Regions from separate parts of the Homo sapiens genome. Here region 2 is linked to region 1. A link is a loop called in an ENCODE intact Hi-C map of the cell type or tissue named here. Cell type or tissue: K562. All regions are shown on one strand. Each heading gives the region's core, and the rest is flanking DNA. Links, peaks and the distances in the headings are about the cores only.

Region 1 (8,333 bases), core at 274-8,273:
ATGTCATCAAAAACCGAGAGTGAACAGGTGAGGGCTGAGAAGTCAGTCCCCTGGCACAAGTGTTGGACATGGCCTGGGGAAAAAGGGAAAAGTCCTGGGCCAGCAGTCAGGAGACCCCCAGCTCTTGCTCTCATGCCCTCCTGTGTGATCCTGGGAAGGTTCCTCAGTCGTAACAACAGAGCCTGGATCTGATCTGCAGTCCTCAGAGCGTAAAGGCTCTGTCATCCTAAGAGTGTTGTTACTTGCCAGAACTTGCCACAACGGGTCCTGGGGGAGCCTGAGGCGGGAAAATGGCAAGTGTGACCTCCCAGATTTCTATCTCTCAAGGAACCAAGCAACCACTGAATCCCACTAAGGATTCAGGTAAGCAGGCTCCTTCCTCCAGGGCCAGGGGCTGCCCCACCTCCAGAATCGCCTGCTCTAGGAAGCTGTAACAGGTGACAGGTGTACCGGCGCTCCTGGAGGGAGGTAAAGTCATAGTGTGCACATCACAGTGACTGATATTTGCATAACAACTATAGGAAGTGGAAAAGCTGCCTTTTATATTCATATTTCAACTGTTGGTTAAATACACAAAGACCTCTTTAGAGCAAAGTGAATCTGAAATAGTGATAACATTTTACAAAGGAACTTTCCTGTAGTGCTCCATCTCATTTTATCCTTTCAGCCACTGGGCCTCTACTTTACCCCTACTCTACAAAGAAAGAAACAGGCTTGGAGAAGTACAGCAACGCACTCAGCGTCCGCCAGCTGAGTGGCAGAAAGGGGATTTGAACCTGGGACTGCCCATCTTTAACCCTGCTCTGGGGGTAGCCACACATCCTGGGGGTTTCCAGCTGCCCCACTCACTGTCAAACCATACTCTAAGGGGCCCTCGCCTTCTGCAAAGCTGCCCAGGGCTACCCCAGGAAGTGGGGCTGAGGCTGGAGGGACAAAGATCCAGTCCTCACTTGTCCCAACCAGGGGAAATCCTACTTCAGCCTGTTTTATGTACTGGGATTCTGGATGATATTTCTCTTGAGCCAAAGGTTTTGCTACTGAATTTAAAAAGCAGAAACCACTGGTACATCTGTTGTTCCTAACAGCCCATTCATTCAGGCAGGACTTTGTGCAGTAATCTGTTTTTTTGTTTGTTTGGTTTCTGTTTTGTTTTGTTTTTGAGATAGAGTCTCAGTTGCCCAGGCTGGAGTGCAGTGGCACAATCTCAGCTCACTGCAACCTCCGCCTCCCAGGTTCAAGCGATTCTCCTGCCTCAGCCTCCTGAGTAGCTGGGATTACAGGCGTGCCCCATCATACCCAGCTAATTTTTGTATTTTTAGTAGAGACAGGGTTTCACCATGTTGACCAGGCTGGTCTTGAACTCCTGATCTCAAGTAACCTGCCCACCTCAGCTGCCCAGAGTGCTGGGATTACAGGCGTGAGCTGCTGCGTCCGGCCACGGCAGTAATCTGGATGGGGAAATGCAGTTGGCATGCACACTGTGCTGCTGTGATCACTGTGACAGCCTGGGTGGAGTGCCGCCTGCGTGACGCTGCAGGGCAGCTGTGGCACCTGCCTCCTCCTTTCCTTATGGCTTTGGGTCCCCAGCCAGGCCAGGGCTAAGTGCTGCACAGGTGCAGGGTGAGGTCGGGCCCAGCCATCCTGGCTCGTGGCCCCCACATGAACCCCAGGATGGCACAGCAGAGAACTCGTCCAGCAGGTGGGTCAGCAGACGAGGGAAAGCCCAGCCCGAGCAGGAGTTGCTGGGGAGCAGACAGTACCGGAAGTGCCTTCTGGACACGCCCTGTCCTCAGCCCCCTGTGGGCGGCAGACTGTGGTGACGGCTGACCTGCCACTCTCCACACCTGTTTCCTTTCTGGCATTTCCAACACTTTAACAGAATTTGGTTTCTGGGAATTCTCAAACAGGAGCTTGCGGAAGAACCAACTCAAGAGCTTGTTAAAACACAGATTCTGGGGGCCCTACCCAGATCTGAGGGGGGCCTGGAATCTCTATCTCTGCCAAGCTTTCAGTGGCCCAGAATCCCTAGGTGGTCTCTGTTGCACTGGTGGCATCAGGGGAGCCCTGGGTGCCCAGGCTCAGGCTGGAATGAACAAAGAGGTGCCAGGCCCATGCGCAGTGGTCGGGATATTTAGCAAGAGGCACCCTCGGGGAAGCAGCTCCAGGGCACCTCAGGAGGTGGGACTGAGGCCCTGCTGTCCCCACAGAGCTCCCCTCCACGGCTCACCTTAAGGGACTGTCTTGCTGCTAAATCTTGGGTTAGCAAATCTGGGAGCACCTGGCAATGTGCCAGGAGCATTCAAAACCACAGAATCATTCCAGAGAAGTGATTTCATCCAAATATAGAGTAAGATATTATTTTTATACTAAAATACATGTGGTTGTTTTATGAAAGATGAAGCAAAATCCATATTAAAAAACAACCATAAAACGTGGCATTCCAGAGAAACATCCAGCTTCACCACGGAGGCCACAGCACGGGGACCCGGGTGTGGGCTCCCCCTTCCAGGGAGTCTGGGAAGACCAGCTTTGCAGGCAGGTGCATTTGTTCATACAGGAGCCAGCCTGTCCCAAGGACGCTGTGAGTCCTCAGGGACCCAGGGCCTGGAGGGGGTCCCTGTGTGCAAAAGAAGAGGTGGGAGGAGTGGGCCCTGAGGGCGGGGGTGGGCAGGGCTTAGAAAAGCAGAGGGGCCTCCCAACAGAGGGGCTTCAGCCCTTAGAGAACCTTTTACTGGAATGGTACCCCAAAGCCCCCAGAAGCAGCTTCAGGGACCTTGCTCTGGGGCACGTATATAGGGGAAGGCTCCATAGAATAAAAGCTTTGTATATGTAGAAGTTCCTCAGGTTATTGCCTGTAATAGCAAAAACCTACAGAAAACCCCGCCACGCCCACAAGCAAGGGCCTGGTAATGCCACTTACAGCCCATCGAGCTGAGAAACCAGCAGAGGAAGGAGGGAGAGTGCAGCTATTGATCTGGAAGGACCTAGAACATGTAAGCTGGAAAAAAGCAAATTCCAGAACGGCACACAAGACAATCTCATTTTGGCAGTAAGATGTGAATATTCAAAGGTGCATTCAGAAATTCACAGGGAAAGGACTTTTATCTGTGTTTGCAATTTTTCTATACTAATTGTGTGTTATTTGAGTCACAATGAAAAAGGTTTCCCGCAGAGGATTTCCAGCATAAGGCAGAACTATTAGGGTAGAATGTCAATTTTCTCAGCACCGTGACATTCTAAAATAGAAACTTAAATACAAAACAGGGGCGACATGGAGCAGCAATCGGGACAGACCATAGGGTGGAAAAGCAGAGTACGAAAAGGCACGTGCATTGTGCCTGCGGTTGCATGGATGCTGCTGGGACGGGGTCAGAAGAGAGCCCCAGCAGATGGAGAGAGCGGTGGTGTTGGGATGGGCCGAGGTGAGGGCTTTTTCTATCTTTAATTGCTCTCTAATGGTGTAATAACGCTCTCTTGTCCCTAATCAAAACCAGGTTTAAAAGACAAAGAAAAGCCAGGCCGGCCTGGGCTCCGGCTTTGTGCTGGCGACTCCCACCCTCCCAGCAGCCCTGCCGTGGAGCAGCCCTTCAGCAGAGCAGCAGCGCCTCGCCGCGGCCACGGCGGGGAAGGACCGAGGCTGGTTGCATGGAAATGGTGGCCGCTCCAGGAGAGCCCAGAGCTAAGCCCAGACATGGGGCAGGGCAAGCTGGGAAACGGGTGCCGCTGCATCTGCACAGGAACCAAGCGCACGGGAGGGAGAGGGGTGCACAAACAGCCTCCCGAGAAGAACAGAAAGTCCCCCACCAAAGGGCAGGTGGGTGGCACCAAGAGAGATCAACAAGCCCACCTGGGTGTCTGTGAAAGGCCGAGGTGGAAACCCAACTTCAAGGTACGGCTCTGCCACACACACAGCTCTGGAACACACACGGCTCTGGCCAAGATCCTGCTCAACTCCTTCCTCGATTTTACCATCTGTGAAAGGGGGATAATCCTGGGGCCCTGCCCACCTCCCAGGCTGATAAAGACTGGACTGGAGATGGCGTGGGGTCCTGGCTCTGCCATCTGCAGGCTGCAGGAACGTGGACGAACCACCTGACCCTGAACTTGAGTTTCCCACCACACAGAAGAGGCTGATGCCAGTGCAGGCCTCCAGGGCTCCGTTTCTTGACCTGTGCCCACAGTGGATCCTGAAAGCAGTTTGGCGAGTCATGACCTTTCCAAACGTTGAAATAGAATAGAAAATATCCCAGTACAATACACTTAGTAAGGTTTTGTATGAGTTCTGGGAACTTTTGCTTCAGTTTTATGGGATGTTTATACATGTGTGTCCTGGGTCATGGCGTACCATATAGTTTTTACTATGGGTTGTAGCAAGTAGTTTCAGAAATGCTGTCTTACAGATATAATGAGATCATGCAAGCAAATGCTAACTTAGTTCCCAGCATTTCATAAACTCTCAAAAAATTTACTTATTATTCCTGACAGAGGTGATAACGTTGATTCATCAGCACCTTGTCACACGGGTCCTTAAAAAGAAACCCCAGCAGGGGAGGGTCTTAAGCCGGCAGGATTACTCTTAGGTGCTAAGCTTTCCCAGGATTCAGGGGTGAGGGCCCCAGAGTACAGAGCTGGGGAGGGGGCTGCCCCCGCCCCCCCCGCCCCGCCAAGGGGTCCCAGGATAGCTGACACATCTCCCCTGACAATCTGCTAATGAAGTAAGTAGGAAGTTCAAGGCAGCACTTGCCAGCCACAAAGAACATTTTCCTACCCAAAAAAGGAGCCGCTCGGCTAAGTGTGTTCTTCAGCCAAAGGTTGGCACAGACCACCAAAGTCCATCTCGGTTTGGCACTACGTGTGGTTACTCAGAACAACAGAGAATGTGAGTTCAAACAAAGCCTCACCCTTACCAAAATAAAGCCCAAGAAAGGCCTGCCGCGTTGGGCCAGGCTGATAAGGAGTGACTATTACAGGCTTGTCCCCATATCACCCACTACTCTGGCTGCCTCTCCCTCAGGGCCGCTGACCCCACTCAGGGACAAGGCCAGCCACGGAGGGCCAGGAGGAGCGACTGCAGGGCACTTGCTGTGCCCAGGTGCCGCAGGACCCCAGATCTCAGGCCTGTTTCTGCTGCAGCTCCCTGAGCGCCGCGTACCCTTTCCCAGTGCAAATCCTCACCCCTGGACGCTGGTCTCATGGCCACCCTGCAGCCCACCCTCCCATAACCCTCCCCACGAAGAAGGCCTTTCCAGAGTGGGCTGTGATTTTAGGAGAGAATTCTACATGCTGATGAAGTTGAACTTGCTTCTGCCTAATTTCTACTGGGCTCTAATTCCTTTCTGCGGCAGGACCTACACTCATCTGGCGCCCGAGGGCTTTGGTAAACGGCTAAGAGACATTCGTTGTGGTAGAGAGCGGGGAGGACAGCACCCCTGGCCTGGTCTGATTCCACTGAAAGATGGGGCCATGATGGTAGCTGATTGCTAAATTTACATAACTCAGTTCATCGTCACAGGAGCCCTAAGAGGTTGATACGACCATGAGTCCATTTTCACTGAGGAAAACCGAAGAAAAGAGATTGTAAATGGCCAGAGATGTATGGCTGGTGAATGGCCCTGTGTGGAGGCAGGGCCAAGGTGAATGCTCCTGCTATGCAGATGATGCAGCCCAGAGAGCCGCAGCCACCTCTGCGAGTCCCACAGCTGGAAGGAGCACCCAGTCCTCCCACACTAGCCGGACAGGCCCGCAGCCTGCACTACTGAGCTGTCACGGAGGACTCTACCAAGCCCCAGTGCGGAGCCACAAGTGGAGGACATCCTGTGACCCGAGAAGGGAGGCGACACCTAAGCCCAGTCCCAGAGACATGCACACCACCAAGGGCACGCAGAGAGCTACTTCCCCCAACACACCAGGCCAAGGCCTCGTGGCCCAGATCCCTGCGAGGGGGCGACCTGGGATGCTCAGGGCTTTTCTCAGATTCCAGGGAAGGGGGACGTCATCTCCAGAAAGCCTGGAATACACCAAAGGGGCCCTCTCAACAACAGGAGACCAACCGCATAATGCCCAGAGGGTCCAGCGCCTCCTCCTCCTCCAAGGATTCCTCAGCATCCTCGCCCTTCAGGCTCTGGACGGGCGGACCCTCTTCTGCCACTTGGTCTTGCTCCTCAAAAAAGTCGAAAGCCTCTTCATCATTCCCTGTCTGACTGTCTGTGCCATCCAGGACAGAGGAATCTCTGCTGGTGAGCCCTGCAGCCCCTGGGGATCTGGTACCTGTGGAGGAAGACAGAAAAGAATGGACTTGGTAACCACCCCAGAGCCAGGGGAGGCATCTTGCCACACTGCACCCTCCCATGCCAGGATCTGAGGCCGAGGGCTTCCTGCAGCCTCCTGGGACCAAACTCGTCCCTCCTGGGACCTAAGCAGGATGGCGAGTCTGGGTGGATGGAAGGTGACCTCCGTTTCGGGGGCAGCCAAGTGCCTGCTGCAGCCCCCCAAGGGCTGACGGGCACCAAGGAAGCCTGGAGTGGAGTGGTCACAAGTGGGAGCTTCAGAGCAAGACAGGGGCAGCGGTTCCTGAACCCAAGGCCCAGAGCCTGTGTGCGCCGCAGGGATGGCTGCACCCTCCTCCCGGGTGAGCGGTGGGATACAACAGCCAGGGCACAGGGTGATTCAAAAAGAACCAGTACAGCCAGAACCATTTACAGTTGGAGGCACGGCAAGGAACTCTGCAGACAGAGACCTGCCCCGAGAGTCTGGGCACCTGGACTGTGGACTGGATGGGTGCCCAGGGTAAGCATGTGGAAGATTCCAGAACAAACGGTAATCACTCCATTACAAACTGGCTTAGATGAGCGCTTCTTGAAGTGTGGTCTTCAGACAGAGAATGCCCCCTGTGTGACCACAATGAGGTAAGTAGAGAAAGGGAGAGCAAGCATCCAGAAACTTCATAGCATGCTGCCATCATCACAATACCCAAGTGTGCTTTTGTATTTGTGAAAGTATCCATCTGTGACAGGCTGGGAATAAAAGAGCTAGCCCTTGCCACAGATAGTTTGAGAAGCGTGGGCTCAGACTATTTGTTCATTTCTATCCAAGTGCTTACTGGGTAGTTTAAAACAACTGACTTTTAATAAAATCACCTTGTAGGTAAAGAACTTAGAGAGTGTCTGGCATACAGGATGCACTGAGTGATAATGACGATATCGTATTATGTGATGCTCTGTTATTTTACTTGGACAAATGTGAAAAGCCATTCAAAATCTCCCAAACCTTCAATTTCATGTCATAAGCATCTTACATTTAAACATCACAAAAGCCCTATGAGAGAGATCCCTACTGTACATCCATCTTGCAGATGAGCAAAGTGAGGCATAGAGCAGCTTGTGTTTCTATCCTGCCTCTCCACCAGAGAGGGGCTGGGACATCCTGAGCATCTCTTCCAGCGATGGCTGAGCTGGAACCTCTTGGCACAGTCTACCCAGCCCCAGAGACAGGCAAGGAAGGAAGGGTTGTGACCTTGGAACAACAAGGGCAGAAGAGAACCCAGACCCATGTGAGGGGCCCAACATGGCCACAGGACACCGGGGCTGTGCAGCTTGTCCAGTCCTAGGCCTGCGCATTCACCAGTTTTGCTTCTCTTCCCCACCTTTCACTTTAAATAATTTGTTTTATTTACGGTCAACTTTCTTTTGAAAACTTCCCTTCTGTCTTGTGGAACTAGGAGATCCACAGTAGCTGGGAAGGAGTTAAGCAGACGGATGTAAAGAGGGGAGAAGGGGTGGGAGTCCGGCACCAGCAGTGGTGAGAACCTGCCTTGTCCTGGGGGCATCTGTGAGACCAGGGCCTGCCCCACGGGGGTTCTGGGTTGACAGGACTAACCGAGGAGTGGGGTAAAATTGTAGCCACTATTTACTGTGGTTGTTTCTGTTCTAAGGACTTTGCATGTGTTAGCTCTGTAAATTCTCATAACGGCCTATCAGCCAGGCTACTCCCACCTTACAGATGAGAAAACTGAGGAGAGAAGACAGGGCCAGGACACCCATGGGAAGGGCTTGACGTCTCCACCACTGGGGGCAGGGGTGCTGGATCAATTCCTCAGCCCGGAGCTGTCCCCATGACCCTCTCTGTGGGGGCACAGGTGAGAAGCACATGTCCCCAGGGGCAGGTCACCAGCCAGGCTGTGAGAACACAGCTTTCCCGGGATACTGCAGGTCCCTAGGGCTGGTTGGAGGAGGCAGAGGGGAGTGTGGGGTGTGTGTCAGGGGGTTGTATGTGGTGCATGGTCAGTCGGGGGGTGTCGGGCAAGCTCTAGGAATGGGGCTGGCCAGGAAGGCCAT
Region 2 (8,333 bases), core at 155-8,154, 380 kb before region 1:
TTTGGTGGTCCTCCAATAGGTCCTAGGTCCGGGCTATTCTTCAAATAATACTTTTCCAACTTGGCCAGTATATGCTTCCCGTATGTGTATTTGCGCAAAGTAGTAATGTGAGGTCGAATCTGAAAAACAAATAATCTGCTTAGAAAATCTAAGTCATTTTAGTTTCTGATTTCTTAAAAAAGCACCCCCAATTCTGGGTAATTTAGAGGAATAACTGCAATTAAAAAAAATTTAAATCCAAAGAAAGCTACTTTTTGCAAAAGCAGTTGTGATCTGCTCAATCCCTCCAAACATCTGTTCTCGAAATTGTTCAATGAATAAAACACTACATCTAACTATGTCACGTGGAAACAGGCAGAGGCCCCAAACATAGCAAGAAAGTTACCCAGTAATTCCACATCCAGGAATTTATTCCACCAAAAAAATTACAAAAAGACTTTTGTACAAAGCACTACTTATAACAATTAAACAATTAGGGAGGATCCAAATATAATAAATATGATACCAGTTAAATAACTAACGCAGCTGTTAAAAATAAGATTGCAATTTTTTATATTCATTAGTTTACAGCAGAAACACTCAATTAAAAGATAGGTAGACACTTAGAGGCCAGTACTTTGGGACCAGACTGGGCAACATAGCGAGACCGCATCTCTACAAAATATAAACAAAACTAAAAGCATGCATGCCTGTAGTCTCAGCTACTAAGGAGACTAAAGTGGGAGGATGGCTTGAGCCAGGAAGTTGAGGCTAGAGTTAGCCGAGATTACACCACTGCACTCCAGCCTGTGCAACAGAGACCCTGTCTTGAAAGAAAAAGAAAGGAAAACTTACATCAAGTTGAAGAATGAATTTTAAAAATCAGAAGACCAAAACACTTTTACAGATGGAAGGAATCCTAAGATATCATTTTTCTCTCTATATGAGGAGACGACCAAAGGGGTTATGTAATTCATGTTTTGTAAATGAATTCATTAAGATCAAGAGTATTCAAAATAAGTGTTTTTTTCAGTGTTCTTTCAGTTTTCTTTATAAGTTTTCCTGCTGCAATTACTAATTTCTTAAAGAATTATTAGATTCTAGGAGGAGGATACAGAGAGGAAACAGCTTAAAGGGAATTTTATGAGTTAGTACTACCTCCCCACAACATAAACACAAAATTCTACTTAGAAAAATGTATTAGGTTAAAATCAATGTTCAACCCATGTATTATGGTAAATTAAATGTAGTTTGCCATCTGCATATGTGGATTCAACCACTGATCAAAAATATTTTTAAAAATGACAAAGTCTGTATTAAACAGATTTTTTACTTATCATTACAGTATGACTATTTACATAGCACTTACACTGTATTAGGTATCGTTAAGTAATCTTGAGATGAGTATATGGGAGGATATGTTTAGGTTATATGCAAATACTATACGCTATTTTATATAAGGGACTTGAGCATCCGTGAATTTTGGCACAGGAGTGGGTGGGTCCTGCAACCAATCCCCCAGTTACTGACGGGCAACTGTACAGTTAAATAAGATGAAGGCAAAAAGAACAATGTAAAACATAGGTAACAGATGAGAAATGAATATGATTCCTTAAGAATTTCTTTTGAATGACTGATTTATTTTTTGAGACAGGGTCTTGCTCTGTTGCCCAGACTGGAGTGCACTGGCATGAACACAGCCCACTGTAGCCTCAACCTCCGGGACTCAGGCGATCCTCCCATCTCAGCTGCCTGAGTAGCTGGGACCACAGGCATGTATCGTCATACCCAGCTAATTTTTAAATTTTTTGTAGAGATGGGGGTCTATGTTGTCCAGACTGGTCTTGAACTCCTGGGCTCAAGTGGTCTCCCACCACAGCCTCCCAAGTAGCTGGGACTAAAGGGTTGCACCATGATGCTTGTCTAATTGTTTTTCTTTTTTTTTTTTTGTAGAGGGAGGGTCTTGCCACATTGCTCAGGCTGGTCTCAAACTCCTGGGCTCAAGTGATCTTGTCACCTCAGCCTCCCAATCTGCTGGAATTATGGGCAAAAGCCCCCATGCCTGGCCATGATAACCTTAAGCATAAAAATGGAAACCATACCAATATATCTGCCAAAGGATATCCATCGATTTTAATTTTTCCTCCAGTTATAACATACGGGAGGAAATGAAAGCCCAAGGAGGTTAAATGTGTAGCCTAAACACAAAGACAAACAGTTATCTGAGTGTTACATGCTGTATTACCTTGTGCATGATTATCTTTCTCTGAGCAGGTTCAGCCATATCAATCATCTTTTGAACCACGTAATTGGCATACTGGTCCTTCATCATGGTGTATAAGGCACTGTGAGGACCATCATTCTGGCAGCAAACCTCGTCAATCAGTAAAGCTCTCTCAGCACGGGAGGCATGAGTAACACACTTTTCTACTACATTGCTAAAAATTAAAGCAGATAAACAAAGATTTGTTATTTTTTTCTTCACAGCAAAATTTCCTTGACTTATAGAAAGAATCTTCTCCAATGAACAATAAAACAGAAGTCAGGATGGGATTCTCTTGTCTTATGATTACTTTTATTTTATTTTGTTCTTTTTTTTTTTGAGACAGGGTCTTGTTCTGTCACCCGGGCTGGAGTGCAGTGATGCTATCACCGCTCACTGCAGCCTTGACCTCCCTTGCTGAAGTGATTCTCCCACCTCAGCCTCCCCCATAGCTGAGACTACAGGCATGCGCCACCACGCCTGGATAATTTTTTGTAGAGAAAGGATCTCCCTCTATGTTGTCCAGGCTGATCTCGAATTCCTGGGCTCGACTGATCCTCCTGCCTTGATCTCCCAAAGTGCTGGCTGGGATTACACGTGTGAGACACTGTACCCAGCCAATTACTTTTATAACAGAAATTGGTATCTTGGAACAACCTACATCATTTTGACATCCACAAGTTTAATTACAGGTCTCTTAAAATTGTACTTCAAAAAAAAGGAAACCAGATCATTAAAGCTGTGAGGTTTTCAAGAAACATGTACTAAATAAATCTGCATTTCCAGTGTCGGGAGTAATTATTTTCCAAATACAGATTTCATAAATGAACATATGTGGGCAAAACAAATTTGTTATGTAGATTTTTTTAAAAAACAAAAGCAATGTTCTATAGGTGCATTTTAATGATACCAAAAAAAAAAGACTACAGTTTAATGCTACATGCTACACGTATTTCTGTGATAACTAATAAAAGTCAATGAGTTGAAAGAATTGACCCTTAAAATTACAAAGTATTACAATACCTGGCAAATTTGTGTTGACTCAGGGCTAAAACCTTTCCCCTGATTTCGGAAACAATTTTGCTCTTGTCTTCAGGTCGACCGTGTTCCAGTACATGCTGAATAACATAATTGCCATACTGATCCTAAGACAGATATTTAAAAATTACTTTCCCTAAGTCATTCCTTAAGAATGATATTCTTTAAAGACATGTTAATCATTTCATCTAAAAATCCAGTAGGATAGTTAGGAGAATACAACAGCCTTTTGTCTCACTCTTGTCTATAGTGTGTTTAGTAACAAATTGTATTTCTTTTAAAAATTAAAACAATTTCCAAAAATATATAAACATTTCAAATTATTAGGGAATTTATACCTGTACCAACTGCTCTGTATGTTGGTGGAGTTCTTCTAAGATAGGTAAGGTCTGTTCTGCAGTGCAATGCTCTAGGATGCGCTGAATTACTCTGCAGCCATAAGGATGAGTTGAAAGCACAAATACCTGAGGACAATTAGAAGAATTAAAATTTGTATTCTCTGACATTTTTGAACAGTTCTATGAAGCAGACTGGTTTGTTTTTTTTTTTTTTGACAACACCTAAAAGCAGTTTGAAATAGAAGGGTGATGAACTCACATTTAATATGACTACCACCATGTTAGAAAAGACTGGAGAGTGGGGACAGGGAGCACTCCATTTAGGAGCTGAAGATATTTTGATCAAAAGGAACCTAACCAGAACTTTACCTGAACCTGAGGTTATGTAACAATGGGAATGAATGGGTGAAAAGAGAAAGGGTAGTTCAGCATTAAGAAATATTAATTACTATGTATTAGTTACAAATTGCTATGTGTTTTCTGTCTTATTATACAGTCTTATGTCTTTCTCCAAACCTCCTTCCCTTCTCTGAGTAAACCTGAAAACATCGTTGGGTATAAATAAAAAACAATTCTAACAGTGATTACCTTTACTTCTTAAAGTAATGTGATTAAACTATTTGTTTTGCAGCTTCAGAAAAATGAAGCTATCTACTGACTATGAAAGAGGAAGAAATTAATGTACATTTACTGTTTTGTATCCTATTTTTGTATACAATTGCTGGGTATTATCTAGTGACTCATGAAAAACGTGTTGATATTCAAAATTCTAAAATAATGCCCTGCTAACAAATTATAAGCCAAAACTCAAACATACTTGTCCCTTGAAAGCATCAATGATGAACTGTAGTGACTGTGGCTGAACACATTCGATACATTTTTGTACAACATGGTTTCCATTCTGATCTTTCACACATTTGAGCACATGACCATCCAGCTCCTTTACCATTTCACTCTGCAAAAGACAGGATGTCATTTAAATTATTACCTCAAACGAGAAAATACTAGTATATTTTATCTCAGTATTAAAAATTAAAAATATTAAAAATCTCAGTATATTTATCTCAGTATTAAAAATACTGAGATGGGAACACAAATATATTCACAAATATTATTTCCTGTTTGTCAAGGGTTTAAATTTTTTTCTCTTGTAGTATAATTAGCAGAAACCATTGAAAAGTGAAAATTACTAAAACACACTGCAGGATTATAATGTAAATGATGTATGTTGAAACAACGTAGTGATGCTGAACTTGCTGTATTTAAACTGTCTTCACTGTGTAAATCATCCGCTAATATTTATCGGGCGGTAACTAACATGACTAATTCAGAATTACACACTTCCGCCTTACTTAGTACCACCTCCACCACCAAAGGAATTATTTTTAATGGCTGAGTGAGTTTATCAAGTACATAGAAAAGGCTAAGAAGTTGATGACTACTTATGGGCTATGATTTTTACATATTATCTCAATAATTCCCTAAGGGAAGAATTAATGTCAGGTATCTTTGTTCTTTTATAAAATGCTCTTATAATAAAGTGCTTATAGCCAGATGCGATGGCTCACACCTGTAATCCCAGCACTTTGGGAGCCTGAGGCTGGTGGATCACCTGAGCTCAGGAGTTTTGAGACCAGCCCGGGCGACATGGCTCCGATTACTACCAAAAATACAAAAAACTAGCCAGACGTGGTGGCGCATGTCTGTAATCCCAGCTACTTCGGAGGCTGAGGCAGGAGAATCACTTGAACCTGGGAGGCGGAGGTTGCAGTGAGCCAAGATTGTGCCACTGCACTCCAGCCTGGGCGACACAGCAAGATTCCGTCTCAAAAAAAAAAAAAAAAAAAAAAAAAAAAAAGAAATCCAAATAATATTGTTATTCATTAACTGTTTCAACAAAGACTTACTGCTAATGCTTTTATTTTTAAATATCAAAGACATTTTAAAAATATCTATACCAGTTAGAAACTTGTGGCAGAGAAGTTTCTAAGCTTTTAAATAATTAAATGTGTTTATATTTCTCCATTGTGACACACATTAAAATTACTGTAAAACTCAGAATTTCCTCTGGAGGAATAATAGTATTTTCTCACAGATTTTAATGCAGTGATGAATATATACACATATATAGTCATCCATCCATATATTACTATTTATTGAAATTTTCTTTTATTGTATGAGTCAAAGATAATCTCTTTCCAAACTTAAACTACCATTACCTTTTAAGAAATAATTATTTCCTTCAGTCTTATGCTTTCATTGTAATACATAAATCATGTAGTCAGAAAACAGTATTGATTTGGGGCTATAAATTTCTTATTAAAAGTCTGTTTAATCTTCTATACAATAACCCCACTAATTAGTGTTGCTTCACAGTGTATTTTAAAAATCTGGTGGATCAGCATTTATCTTCATCCCCTACTCTCAATATTCTTGTCTATTTCAAATGATTTTAAGCATTATTTTGATCAACAATTCCTTTATTAATGTGAAATATTTAGACTTTCCATCCAATAACACAGAATATTTCTCATTTAATTTACGTGTTCTTGTTTTTCTCAAAAAATTATAAATTTTTAAAGAGGAATCTTGAGTTACTTTTCTGCTGGGCTATATTTTTAAAAAAAACATTTTCATATATGTAAATAAAACTGACATATAGTAATGCTATTGGTTCCAAAAATTTTCTTCTTATAATAGAAACATTAGACACCATCAAAATAAGCACTGGAAAATAGTAACATGCATTCTCACATTGCAGAAAATCAAGTAAGCAAGTAGTAATAAAAACACTCATCATTTAACATTCTGCTTGCCACATAGGTGCTAAAATATCTTCATTTAGAAATTATCTACTTTGTGACTTCTAATTAGTAGTGTGCTATTTAGGACACAGTAACAACATTTTAGTCTAGTTGTGGAAATATTTAAGTCTTTTCACTTCAAGATTACTGTAAGATTAAAAACATGTAATAATTTAAAAATTGAATAAAATAATACAAAAATTTTGTCTTAACTTACAATTACCTGCTGGTCAGAAGAAATAGATTCTAATGCTTTCTGAATAACGCGGCAGCCATACATCTGCAAGGCTAAGGGTAGAACATGACCACGAATACGAGTAGCCAGGGCTAATTTTTGATCCAGACTCCCAAACTGACAGAAAAGATATAACATTAATAACAAGTGACCTTAATATTGCTTTGTTGAACTTGAGTAAGGCAGTGTTTGCAGTCTATTCATTCTATCAGTAACTATGTAGGGCAGGGGCTTTAAGGTAGAAGCTAATTAAGATAGACTGGGAAATGTTTCCAATAATAATTTTTTATTACTTCTTTGGGTTAAGTCTTACTAAAATTTCCTTGTTACTAATATGTTAACTACCTTTTAAAGAAACACTCTTTTAAAGTGAACATCTTTACAAAACCCTTCATCTTTTTTTTTTTTTTTTTTTTTTTTTGTTGAGACGGAGTCTCGCTCTGTCGCCCAGGCTGGACTGCGGACTGCAGTGGCACAATCTCGGCTCACTGCAAGCTCTGCTTCCCGGGTTCACGCCATTCTCCTGCCTCAGCCTCCCGAGTAGCTGGGACTACAGGCGCCCGCCACCGCGCCCGGCTAATTTTTTGTATTTTTAGTAGAGACGGGGTTTCACCTTGTTAGCCAGGATGGTCTCGATCTCCTGACCTCATGATCCACCCGCCTCGGCCTCCCAAAGTGCTGGGATTACAGGCGTGAGCCACCGCGCCCGGCCAAAACCCTTCATCTTTAATATATAACTTTCTTAGCCATACGTTGACCACCAAAACTCTTCACCCAGATAATCATCAAACTACATTCTGATATGATTGAGGAAAAAACTGTTAAAGTCATTAAGCTACAACACAGATGCTTATAAATTTAAAAATTGGCTAAACTGTAAAATAACACACATCTATAAATCCAAAGACTATAGTGTTATTCATTAACTACTTTACCAAAGATTGACTACCAATGCTTTATATTTTCAAATATGAATCAGGATTAATAGCAAATTTTCATTTAAAGTGGTTCATGTTAAAATTTTTTTTGTGACAAACTGCCATTTGAACCATTTTTAGCTAGGTGATTGAGTAGCATTAATTATATTCACACTGTTGTGCAACCACCATCACTATCACTATTTGTTTCCAAATCTTTTCCGTGGCCTCAAACACAAATGCTGTATCCATTAAATGGTAACTTTCTAAACCCTTCTTCCTCTAGGCCCAGTAACCCCTAATCTACTTTATGCCACTATTAGTTATTCTAGACATTTCATACTGGTAGATCACTATCAATGTTTGTCCTTTTGTGTGTGGCTTGTTTCACTTAAGTTAGTATTTTCAAGGTCCATCCATGTTGTAGTATGTATCAGAACGTCATTCCTTTTTATGGCTGAATAATATTCTATAATGTATACATATACCACTTGTATTTATCTACTCATCTGTTGACGGACACTTGGGCTGTTTCCGCCTTTTGGCTATCGTGAATAATGGTGCAATATATACTGGTGTTCAGGTTCCTGCTTTCAATTCATTTGCTTTCAATTGTACCCCTAGGAGTACAATTGCTGGATTGTGTGGTGATTCAATATTTAATTTTGAGAAACTGCCAAACTGTTTTCCATAGCAGCTACACCATTTTACATTTCCACCAGCAATTTATGAGGGCTCTAATTTCTCCATATCCTCATC

What was found. Peaks named below come from ENCODE experiments on the same cell type or tissue, not always from the same donor. Only the 100,000 strongest peaks of a DNase experiment are listed, where the experiment ranks them.
Region 2: a loop joins it to region 1, with 3 times the contacts of the local background. A loop is called at or near these places in 3 of 110 quality-filtered maps.

Annotation. Positions count from the first base shown.
Region 1 is chr2:20,632,386-20,640,718 of GRCh38, forward strand. It overlaps HS1BP3 (HCLS1 binding protein 3), which reads right to left. Exons shown (of 7, transcript NM_022460.4): 4 at 6,051-6,267. LOC124907740 (a long non-coding RNA gene) reads right to left here and starts at 6,044. Exons shown (of 2, transcript XR_007086243.1): 1 at 3,848-6,044; 2 at 2,331-2,617. RefSeq lists enhancers at 3,359-3,408, 7,958-8,333. In K562, for the core only: a CTCF peak has its summit at 3,612; a DNase peak (open chromatin) is centred at 3,596.
Region 2 is chr2:20,251,598-20,259,930 of GRCh38, forward strand. It overlaps PUM2 (pumilio RNA binding family member 2), which reads right to left. Exons shown (of 21, transcript NM_015317.5): 16 at 6,646-6,774; 17 at 4,436-4,573; 18 at 3,619-3,744; 19 at 3,266-3,387; 20 at 2,225-2,417; 21 at 1-119. Among named protein-coding and RNA genes, the nearest start is that of SDC1, 31 kb to the left of the region's middle. In K562, for the core only: no CTCF peak of the experiment used is centred there; no DNase peak of the experiment used is centred there.